2 separate regions of the Homo sapiens genome follow, and region 1 is linked to region 2. The links are chromatin loops, found by intact Hi-C in ENCODE. Cell type or tissue: PC-9. All regions are shown on one strand. Each heading gives the region's core, and the rest is flanking DNA. Links, peaks and the distances in the headings are about the cores only.

Region 1 (5,382 bases), core at 240-5,239, 87 kb after region 2:
AAAGATTTATGACAATAAGCACCAGATGTGCCTCTAGAGTAAAATCGGCCCCATATCCAGTATGATATATGCAGTTCATTTCTCTACGTGAGTGTATATAACTATGTACAAGAGTCTGTGTGATTTATGGAAAACAGATTTCCACTTTTTTCCCCCAAAGTGCTTTATGTCAGCAACATTACACAGGATACTTTGCTGTCTGTACAAAATAAATCTCTTTTTACACTCACTATTTCTCCAATGAGTGCTTTTTTTTTTTTGCTTCATCTGTTGCAAAAAAAAAAAAAAATAATAACCGCAGAAATTCCACACCACTAACAAAAAGTGCTATTTAAAAATGCTTCCATAAAATGACATGGCCAAGACAGTCAAATAAAATACCAAATAATTAAATTGAAAATGTACAGTTACTATTCCCAATACTTCAAGGCAACTGGAAAGTCAAGGTTCTCAGATGAGGGAGTTGAATTTATCCTTGCTCAAAATTGGTTTTAGGGGCTACTGTGCTTGACGGCTGGTAATTTAGAAACAACTGAACAAAGCCAACACTCTTATCAGTGGTAACTCTGCTGTGATCTACTAAAGACCTTTTTTTTTCTTCTTATTTTATGATCGCTTATGTAATTTGAGGGCGACATGGGTAATGGGAGATACCCCACAGGACCTGTAAATATTTAAATAATATTTAACAGCTGATCAGAGGCTAAATTACAACTGACATTTTGATGCAGTTTCGTTAGGGAATTAAGACAATGCAGCCAATGAAATGTCTCTAGGCAGACTGATTTTTTTTTTAATGCAATAGGATAATTGTCTTTGCGCTGTGTGTTTTCACAAGCACTAGTTTTGTGTTTTGTTTCTGTTTTTAAGGGGAATGACAATCTCTGTTTGGACATTTATGAAAATGGTTACATATCAAGACTTAAAAAGACCAGGACATGAAAGGGAATGATTTTTTTGAAGTTTCCACTTGTACTGCTGCAAAAATAATGATGAATATATATATAAATCTTCTGCAGTGTGAAAGTAAGCAAGGGACAAATTTTAAGGTCAGGAAAGACTCTCGAATCTAAGCATAGTGTGTGTAGTCTGGAAGGCATCTGAACGTGTCCTATCCTGAGGCTGCAATCTCAAGCCTGCAGCTATCAGGAAAGACCCACGGTGCGGGAAGCAGGGCTGCACTGGGTCCTGTGGCCAGCATGCTCTCTCTGAGATAAAATGTCCCTCTGGGGCTCCACATTGATTTCCTGCTGAGGAAGGAGGGCTGCAGGTGCCTCTATTGCTTACGCCCTCTTTAGAGTCCCTCTTGCCCCTGTGAGGTAAGAAAGGGGCAGGGTTACTGTGAGAGGCCACAGGAAGACTGGAGCCTGGTTCACAAGCAGCTCCTCTCAAAGAGGGAGGTGATGTCCATGGTTTCTAAAGTTGAGCTTCTGTCTTGTCCTCCTTCCCCCTTTCTATTTTAAATTACATAAAGCCAAAAGGCAGGGCTGACAATGTCAACTGCAATAACAACCTTGCCTTTTCATCTTTTTTCTCATTGTACAAATGAAATGAAATGTATTTTGAGTTCCTTGTAAAGGCTTCCATATTTAAGTATGAATAGATGGTTTCTCTGAAGATAGCAGAGTTTTTTTCTTTCCAGAGTATGACAAAGGACGCATGAGGGATGCTACTAGCTGTGAGCATGCATATGTTAGGCCACTTGTTTAGGCCAAGTGACACGACCCACAAAGTCTGCAGGAAGGGTGGTACTTTACAAGCAGCCTTGGAGTTCACTTGTAAAGGAAGCCTGGTGTGCATCTTTTGTAAAGCAGAGCAGGTTTTTTAAAGTGGCTAACTCATCTCTTTTGCAGACTTTGACGTCTACGTGAAAGCTTTTCTTAGAATACAGCCCACTACTCAGAGAAACTAGATTGACCAAGTGCACTGTGAAAACAAAACCCACACTTGGTTCTTCATTCACCTCATTCTACTGCATGTTGGAATGAACTCTGGAATCAGGTAGAATACTTCCGCTTGTGGGACTGTGGAGGGAGACTGGAAGGACCTGTCAGTATACAAACTGTCACAGAATCCCATCTAACATCAAGCTGTTTTAGTTGTCTTGTTGAAGATTGTAATGATCTCAGTTTGATAAATGGCATTGTTTCACTTTTGTTCAGAAAAACATTTTTAAAAAGTGAGAAAAAATACTTGAAATATGATAGTACCAGAATGTTAGAACTTACTGTGTCTTTGGGACTGGCCAATTTTTATAGCTGATGCCCTAGGACTTAGGATCTGTAATAGCTATGTAGAGGTGTCACAGAAAATGACTTCCTATTTAGGCTTGATATTTTCGACCAAGTGCTATGTGAAAATTCCAGGCCTTCAAACTGGAACTCAGAAAAAGAATTGCCTCTTTCTGTAGACTTTTCGAGAACTGTCACCTCTACCTTCCCAAGATGATCAGACAATGGCGGCTGGTGGGGATATATGAACCACAGTCAGGAAGAGGGTAAGAGGGATGCAAAAAGAGGGTGGAGAGAAGTGTAGGGAAGAGACAGACAGATGAGTGGATATCCTGAAAAACGTTAGTAAAATCTGAGCACTGGAAGTCAAGTATCACTAGGTTTGGTTTTCCAAGGGAAGCTGGCACATGACTCAGTCTGTCCCAGTTCTCACATCTGGCACTTCTCTGGGTGCAGCACCAGAGTGGAGGCAATGGGTAAACCAGTCAAACAACATTTTTCTTTGAACACAGTCTTTGAGGTGGAGTTACTAAACAGTCAACTCAGGAAGGTTCCAGCTACAGGACTGTTGGTGCGGGAGGTGCCCACTCCATTTCCCTCAGGTAACCTTTGCTAACTGCAAAACTAACATGCTAGAGGTGGGGCCAGGCAGAACCACAGCTGTGCAAAATGTCTATAGCTGGGGTGATTACAATAATAATGATTTCCATCCAAAGCACAGACCTTTACATTTTTTTTTCATTTTAAAATACGTATAAATAACTAAGTCTTTAAAATGCAAAAACAAGGATAGGCTGCTGGCATATAAAACCTTATTTTTCTATTGAAGAGAAACACTGAGAAGCAACTGGTTAGCATGTGGCTAAGAGAAAAGGGAAACCCAGGGAGTTTCTAAGAGTTGAGACCACACTATGCTTTGGACATGGATTTCCCTTGTTGTGCCTGGCTTTGCATCAGGAGCAGCAAGGGTGAGGATTAGGTGAGGCAGGTCACTATGCCTCTCGTAATTGAGGTCTTTTTCCCTGTTTGGAGTTTTCAGGTAGAGTCATCCCCAAACTACATTTTCATATGCACATCATTTCACTGGGGTCCTTTAAGGGTTGACAGCCAGGAAGTAACAGGTATCCAGGAGAGTGAGGCTCTAAATTCCCTTTGAAAAGACAGTCCTCCTGGTCACATAGTCCAGGAAAACCAGAGAGAAAAAGGAGCAACTGTAATGATTCCTGCAAAGCTAGCTCTGCCATTCAGTCCTGCCTTCTGAAAGAACATCAGTAACTCTGCAGGGCCCGCTGATTGGGCTGACATCCTTCCTCAAGCAGTCTGTGAGAGTACGAAAACAAAAGGTGGCAAGCAACATCAAGGTCCTGGGTGTGCAGGAGTGGCCAAGAGAGCTTTTAGCCTTCGGTGTAGACAGAGGAGAGCTGGCTAGGACAGCGGTCCACGGTGCTGATCTGCAAGAAGGTAGCATCTTCAGCCCCGCTGCGGAGAGACTCCCCAAAGAGGCTCGAGGAACTTGAAGGTAAATCATACACTGGAAGAGAAAGAACGCAGTTAAGTCAGTAACTCCTGCCCCATGCCACGCCCACTGGAAATGCACTACAGTAATGCAGCTCACCAAGTGAGGACTGGGGGCTAAGGAGGCAACCATGCCAGCCTGGGCCCTATAGTGAGTCTCTGTTTCCAGCGACCTTAGTGAGGGAAGAGGCTGACTTGCAGGCAGCTGGCTAAAATATGACCACACAAAAGACAGGCTGAGAAGAAGTAAAAGAAAAGTGTTCTAGGGAAGGCTGGGGGTGGCCTCAAAAAGGAGCTGGTGTTAAGGTTGAGTCATGAAAGAGAATGGAATTCTCACAGATGAAGAAATAGGGAAAGAACATTCCAGAAGGAGGAAACAAAGAGCAAAGACAGAGAGGGAGAGGCATGTGGGGTCAAGGGTGCTGGCAAAGCTCAGGTGAAGAGCATGTAGGGAAAAATATGTGTGGGCAGGTGTGCAGAGCTGGATCAGGCCTAACTTATGGGGGCTTTGAATGCCATGCTGGAGAGTCGAATTTATTCTCTAGGCAATTGGAAACTATTTAATATATTTGAGCAGAAAAGAGGCATATTTTATCCTTCATTTTGGGGAGGCAATGTTCATGGTAGTATGGAGGGCAGAATGGTAAAGATGAGGAATCAGGTCAGGGAGACTTACTGGAAGGTTATGGCCATAGTCTGGGAGAGACATGATGGCTCCTGCACCAGGGTGGTGGAAGAAGAGGGGCTGAAGGAGGGCTGGAGGGGAAGGTGGAGATGAGAGCCATTTCAGGGGTCGTTCAACAGGATTTGATGCGGTCATGTGCTTGGTCACGTCCAGCCCAGGTCGGTCACGGGCAGCCCACCTGGTCTCTCCTGTCAGTTGACAGGATTTTCTAAGTCACAGACAACCAACACACCTGTAATGCCCGAGTGAGTCGAGAAGGCTCTGTGGAAAACATCAAAACTGGCCTGGCCCATGGATGTAGGGACTAGGCAGTCCTCAAACGAAGGCACCACACTGCAGGAGCTGACAGGCGGCACAATTCTCTGGGAATCGGGGTAGTGTGGGGGACAGAACTTCTGCAGCTGCCCATAAAATCCTGAAACGCAAGCATGGCATTGAGCACAAGTTCCTTTGGGCACAAGTTCCACAGATCATTCCAACCCAGCTAGAACCTCACTCAGCCTGGCTTCCTAAGACAAATGCCTTTAACTCTTAAGGCCACCTGTAGAATCTTCCAAGCAAACATTTGGAATGCACTGTTGGGCTGAAGCTCTTCTACCTTAGAGGAATTTCCAAGCTTGTTAGTGTGTAATGTTTTTATTATGTGCTTTAGTATCTGAAGTGGGAAGGCTTCTTACCTTCCCTAGACTCTCTGAAGAGTCCTGGACATTCAAGGCCTGACCTTCAGGGGAGGTTCCTACCCTAGACTCTCCCGTCGGCATTTAAATGCATCTTCTTTAACTTCCTTTATCCTATATTTTCTTCTGTTTTCACACTGGTTAAAATCTTGCAGAATGCTCTTAAAAAGGCCCGCTTAAAAATGCATCCATCTATCTGTCTTTCCAATAGAGAAATACATGCACATTTAGATCTTATTATCCTGGCTAGGTAGACAGTGTTCCATAGTTGGAT
Region 2 (5,382 bases), core at 255-5,254:
AAGCAGAGACCAAGTTTTTATAGTGAATGGTAAGGGGGAAGTTTTGAGTGGAATTTTACCATGAAAAATGATACTAAAATTGTGAAAGCATATTTTATTTTATATTTAATGTAATTTAGGTTATAATATCCATTATTTATTAGGGTTTTTTTGCCAAGAATGAGTTAAGTGCTGATTATTTAATTTAATGACATTGAAATGAGAATATAATATGATTTAATAATAGGACATTCTTTGTTTCTTTTTGTCTTTGGCTACGTGATCATGGGGAGGATATTTGAAAATGTGCATCACTTTTACTAAGAGCTTCTCTTAGGCCTTTGGTATCCACATCATTCTCTTAAATACCTGATCCTAGCATCAAAATTCCAGATGTTTCACTTCAAAATTTTCACTGGTCTACTTCTGCCAGACCCTCATTTGTCAGGGACATTCAGTGTGATATGATTAATTTTCTGATAGCACTTTAATTAACTTCATGAAATCTTGTACCATGTGCAAGATTTGCAACCTCAATTTGCAATCAAGTTCACTACCAGATATTTACACTTTACTATCTAGTAGAGACTCATCTAGAAATATTATGACAGATGTATAGAAATAGCTACTACTTTTTAAGAGGGAAGGATGTTTGAATGGGTACTAATAAGTGGGCAATTCATTAGTAAATATTTTTGCATTAGGAAGACGCTTGTTTCCATATAAAACCTTTTAAGTACAGGATTTTAGATAACAAAGTTTCAGATAATGAGGACTTTCTAATTTATTCATTTTTACCCTATATGTTATATTTCAGTTAGGAAGTTAGAAAAATAAATAAAAATGGGATATGTGTACCGAGCACCTACCCTATATCAGGTGCTATGTTAGAAGCATTTCGCATGCTATTTCTTTTAATCCCCCCATCAGGTCTATAGAATAAGGTCTTAGTTTTCATTTATAAACAGAAAACCTGGACGATCCAAGTAATTTACAAGTAAAGTCAGCATTGTAGAGCTCTCATTTAAGTCCAAGACTGACTCCAACTCCTGTGTTCTTTACTCTAGAAATATGTTATGTTTCAAGGTTTTGATCAATGTGTGTATACAGAGTGTCATCATTAATGGAAAGGAAAGGCAGGATAGAATGCTTCTTCCCAGTTAGCTTAACATAAATCAGGCTTGAAACTTCCGGGAAGGCAGAAGGCTTTTACATCTTTATGTGTTTCTCAGCACCTAGGCATATAAATTAGGATGCTTTCAGCTGCAAGTAATTGAAACTCAACTCAATTGACTTGTGGGCCAGTGATTATCAAAGTATGAACCCTGGACCAGCAACATCAGCATCACCTGAGACCCTGTTAGAAATGCAAATTCTCCACTTCTACCCTGGATCTACTGAATCAGAAACTCTGGTGGTGTAGCCCAGTGATCTGTGGTTTAACAGCCCTCCAGGTGATTCTGATGAATGCTAAACTTTGAAAACCAGTGTTTCAGACAATAAGGAAATTCACTAATTCACTTTCTCACTAAGCAGGAAGTACAAAGGGTATTTCTGGGTACAGCAGGATCAGGGCCAAGTTCTGTTCCCCATATCTCTCTTACTTCTGTTCTTCTCCACACGTTCACTTTTCCTTGGACTGACTCTGCTTGTAGTCCCACACCCAGAAGCAGAAAATGAGCCATCTCTTTATCTTTTTCAAAGATTGGAGATACCTTTCCCAGAAATCCTCCCAACAGCCTTGCCCTCATGTTTCAAAGGCCAGAATCCTGTTACCTGACCAGGTCTTCAGCCAGTTACTGGCAAGTTAGATAAGACTGATGTGATTAGCTGACACCAGTCGAGACCTACCCTCTGCCATATGGCGATACCCAGGAGGAAGCACACCTGAATAAAAACAGTATTCTTGTTGGAAGAAGAAAGCAGAGAAAGGAGGTGGTATTGGGGTATAGGTATTGCAAAGGCTACTAGCAGTGCCAGCTGTAAACATGAACATGGCGGATCCATGCTGCAGCAAATTCTTTGACCCACAAGGACTTCAACTTGAAGTCTGTAAATTTGTTTCGATAATCTTATCATTCTCACTTGTTAGCCTTTTAAAATTTCAGGTCAAAGGCAGCCTAAAGATCACCACATTTTAAAGTTTTGGCGATTATTGTCTGACATTTAAAGCCAGCTAGACATAATAATATATTAAACAGTTTTTAGTAGCATCATTTAGAAGATCTGTTTCATCTATTTTAGTGAAACGTTCTATCTTTTCATACCAGAGCTCTAAGATAATTATAATTAAAAGGACACAAAACTATGACTAAAAATATGTATTTTCCTTTTACGGTCTTTGTGCTTCTTCAAATGACAGGTGCTTCTTAAGAAAGGAAATTCTATTCATTGCTATCTTTGCTATCTTTTCTCTAGCAAAAAAATAAACTTTAATGACTTTTTAAAAGAGAAAATCTGAAATGATGAACAGATTGCTTTGATCACTGCTTTGCTGAACAACTCAGACAGTTGTCTGGAGACAGGTAGGAATACAGCAAATATTTAATTTTTGCTTGATTCACACATGAAGGTATTAGGAAGATTAGTAATTACCAAATCCTCTACTAGTCAGACATAGATGCCACATAACTCCGCAATTGTTTAGCTGTAATATGAACTGATCTCGGCAGAGGTAGTAAACCGTAGTTCATAGCCATAACTGCTTGAAAAATATTCATGCAGCCTGCATTTCATTGTTGTTCTGTATCACAGGACTCCTCAGCCTTCCCACTTCTTGAGTCTTTCAATTACGTGCTTGCCTCATTTATATTGTACATCTGATCAAATACCAAAGAATGTGGATTAGTCACATTCCTACATAAATTTAAACATTATGTAACAAGTGTCCCAGCAGTTTGAGAATGAACTTGAACGTGGCAATCGGGAAGTGCCCTAGGCTGGAATATAGACACTCTCTCTGGCTTCCAACCCTATCTCTGCCACCCATCTGCCCAATAATTTGGGGTAATTCACTTTACATGTCTAGGCCTTAGATTTCGGTGTCCAAAATTAGGAGATTGGTATTTGTCTCTAAATTCCCTGCCAAATCTACTGTCCTGATCACAGAAAGATCAGAGGAGAGGCGGCTCAGCATAGTGTGAAAAATCCTTAGATTCACATCTCAGGTCAGCTAATTATTAACTGTGTGACCTTGGGCAAATTATTTAAAATATCTGAGACTGTTTTCTCATGGGTAGAATAGAGATAATATCAACCTCCCTCTCAGGTTGTTATGAGACTTGGAGAAAAATATACTGGAAGTAGCTAGCATTGTTAATGTTAGCGTTGTTACTACAATAATTTAAATGGAGAGGAAGAACTCCACCTTATTTTTTTTTCCATACTCTTCACTACTAAAGTTTCTGGGACAAGGGGAAGGAAAAAAAGTGGTAAAAGGTTGTGTCAATATCTCATGTCTCCACTTTTCTGTCACCCGTTTATTCATTGACTCCCTTACTGCCAAGATGACAGTTGACGACAGACATTTTTCTACTCTGCACAAACTTAACGTGCTTCAGAATCCTCTGCAGGGCTTCTTAAAACACAGATTGCTGGTCCCCAGTCCCGGAGCTTCTGCTGCAGTAGGTCTGAGAGCCTGGATCTCCTACATACCTACGGGAGCTGCCGCTGGTGGTCTGAGGACCACATTAGGTTGATGAGTAGAATTTCTTTGAGAAGTTTATAAAAGAATACAAGTTTCTAGACCTACTCTTGGAGGTTATGATTCAGTAAGGCTGGCTGGCTCCTAGGAATCTCTATTTTTAAAGCTCCCCAGGTGATCCTCACGTTTAGCAGGTTTGGGAACAGCGACTCTATTTCTAATTCCAGTGGTGAATGTGTTCCCAAAACCTCCTGGTGGTTTTGTTGATGCAGCAATTTCCTCTTGTAATTCTTAATCCTTCTGGGTCTCTCCTTCAATTCCATTTTCAAATACCATCATTCAGAGTCACCTCAACTTTTCTTTCTTTCTAGATTAATGTGATTTCTTCCTGTTTTTGATCCCTGCTATTAGCAGAAGCTGGAAGTCCTAATGCCTTATAATACTGTGTTTCTGCCTCTCAAGACATTTATCTTTCTATATCTTTTATTTGTGTTGTTCATTCCCCCTCACCTCAGCTCTTCTCCCCAACACCACTAATAAGGTCCTTCAGGGCAAAGACTGGATTCTATTCAAAGAATGCCCTAGTACAGAGACTTGTAAATAGTAGGTGATCAAAACAAAGATGTTGAAACTAAATTTGATCACACAAGAAAGCCAGTTATCACCATCTCCACCATCACTGTCATAGACCTATGTCTTTTCTCAAATGTTTTGGTAGTAATAGCTAACACTTATTAAGCTAACTTTATGGACTTTCTGCATGCGAGGCACTATTCCAAGCACTTAACCTATATCAACTGGTGTAATTCATGTAATTAGCTCAAGGCATCTTGCAATCAAGTCATTTTTCCCCCTTAAACAACTGCTGTAAGCTCAGAGCAGCCCCAACCATTTCCAGCAGGTAGGCAAAAATGAAGAGACCAGATGAGGAAAAGACAGAAGTCATAGCCGGACAGAGAACTACATCCCTGCTCTGTGAGTCAGAAAACCCTAACCTCTGCAGTGCTGGCTCTGCAGCCCTTAATATAGTCCCTCAACACCGTTTGAAATGATCATGCTGTTCTTGTGATGGTGAATACATCTCATGAGAGCCAATGATTTTATAAAGGGGAGTTCCCCTGTACATTCCCTGTCTTGCCTGCTGCCATGTAAGATTTGCTGTTGCTTCTTTGCCTTCCACCACGATTTTGAGGCCTCCCCAGCCATGTGGAATTGTAAGTCCATAAAACCTCTTTCCTTTGTAAATTACCCAGTCTTAGGTATGTCCTTATTAGCATAGTGAGAACAGACTAATACAAATGCTTTTGGACACCCATGGTTTAGGGAGCATTCCGTTGGTGGGGATCAGAGGTGCTATATACCTTGCAATGGGCAGACAATCCTGTATGATGAAGAATTGTCCTGCCTCAAGTGAATTTTCTAAAGTCAAGACTATTTCAATTTGAGAAGCTAGGCATTCTGGTAAGTGAAGAACTTGTTTTTGATAATCCAAGCGTAGATCCTTACTTGGTTTAACATATAAACAGCAAGTCGTTTTGCATGATTGTAACATGCACTGAATTTTCCAGATGAAAATTCCCACGTAAATTGAAAGAATACAGAATTTAGTTTTGTTCAGAACTTTTCCAAAGATTATTTGTCATTTTGTAATTTACATCATTGATGCTTCTTGTGGTATCTGAGTCACAAATGTAACACATCTGTTTCAATTTTTGTTTGTAACTAGTATTCACAGTGATTTATGAACTTGTTTATATATA

Evidence for each region. Peaks named below come from ENCODE experiments on the same cell type or tissue, not always from the same donor. Only the 100,000 strongest peaks of a DNase experiment are listed, where the experiment ranks them.
Region 1: it touches region 2 in a loop (6-fold over the local background); 2 of 110 quality-filtered maps call a loop at or near these places.

Annotation. Positions count from the first base shown.
Region 1 is chr9:3,824,647-3,830,028 of GRCh38, forward strand. It overlaps GLIS3 (GLIS family zinc finger 3), which reads right to left. Exons shown (of 11, transcript NM_001042413.2): 10 at 4,664-4,846; 11 at 1-3,762. The coding sequence ends at 3,626. Among named protein-coding and RNA genes, the nearest start is that of GLIS3-AS1, 71 kb to the right of the region's middle. In PC-9, for the core only: no CTCF peak of the experiment used is centred there; DNase peaks (open chromatin) are centred at 2,725 and 4,095; H3K27ac peaks cover 1,177 bases.
Region 2 is chr9:3,738,090-3,743,471 of GRCh38, forward strand. No RefSeq gene overlaps it. Among named protein-coding and RNA genes, the nearest start is that of RFX3-DT, 73 kb to the left of the region's middle. In PC-9, for the core only: no CTCF peak of the experiment used is centred there; a DNase peak (open chromatin) is centred at 2,822; H3K4me3 peaks cover 433 bases; H3K27ac peaks cover 2,326 bases.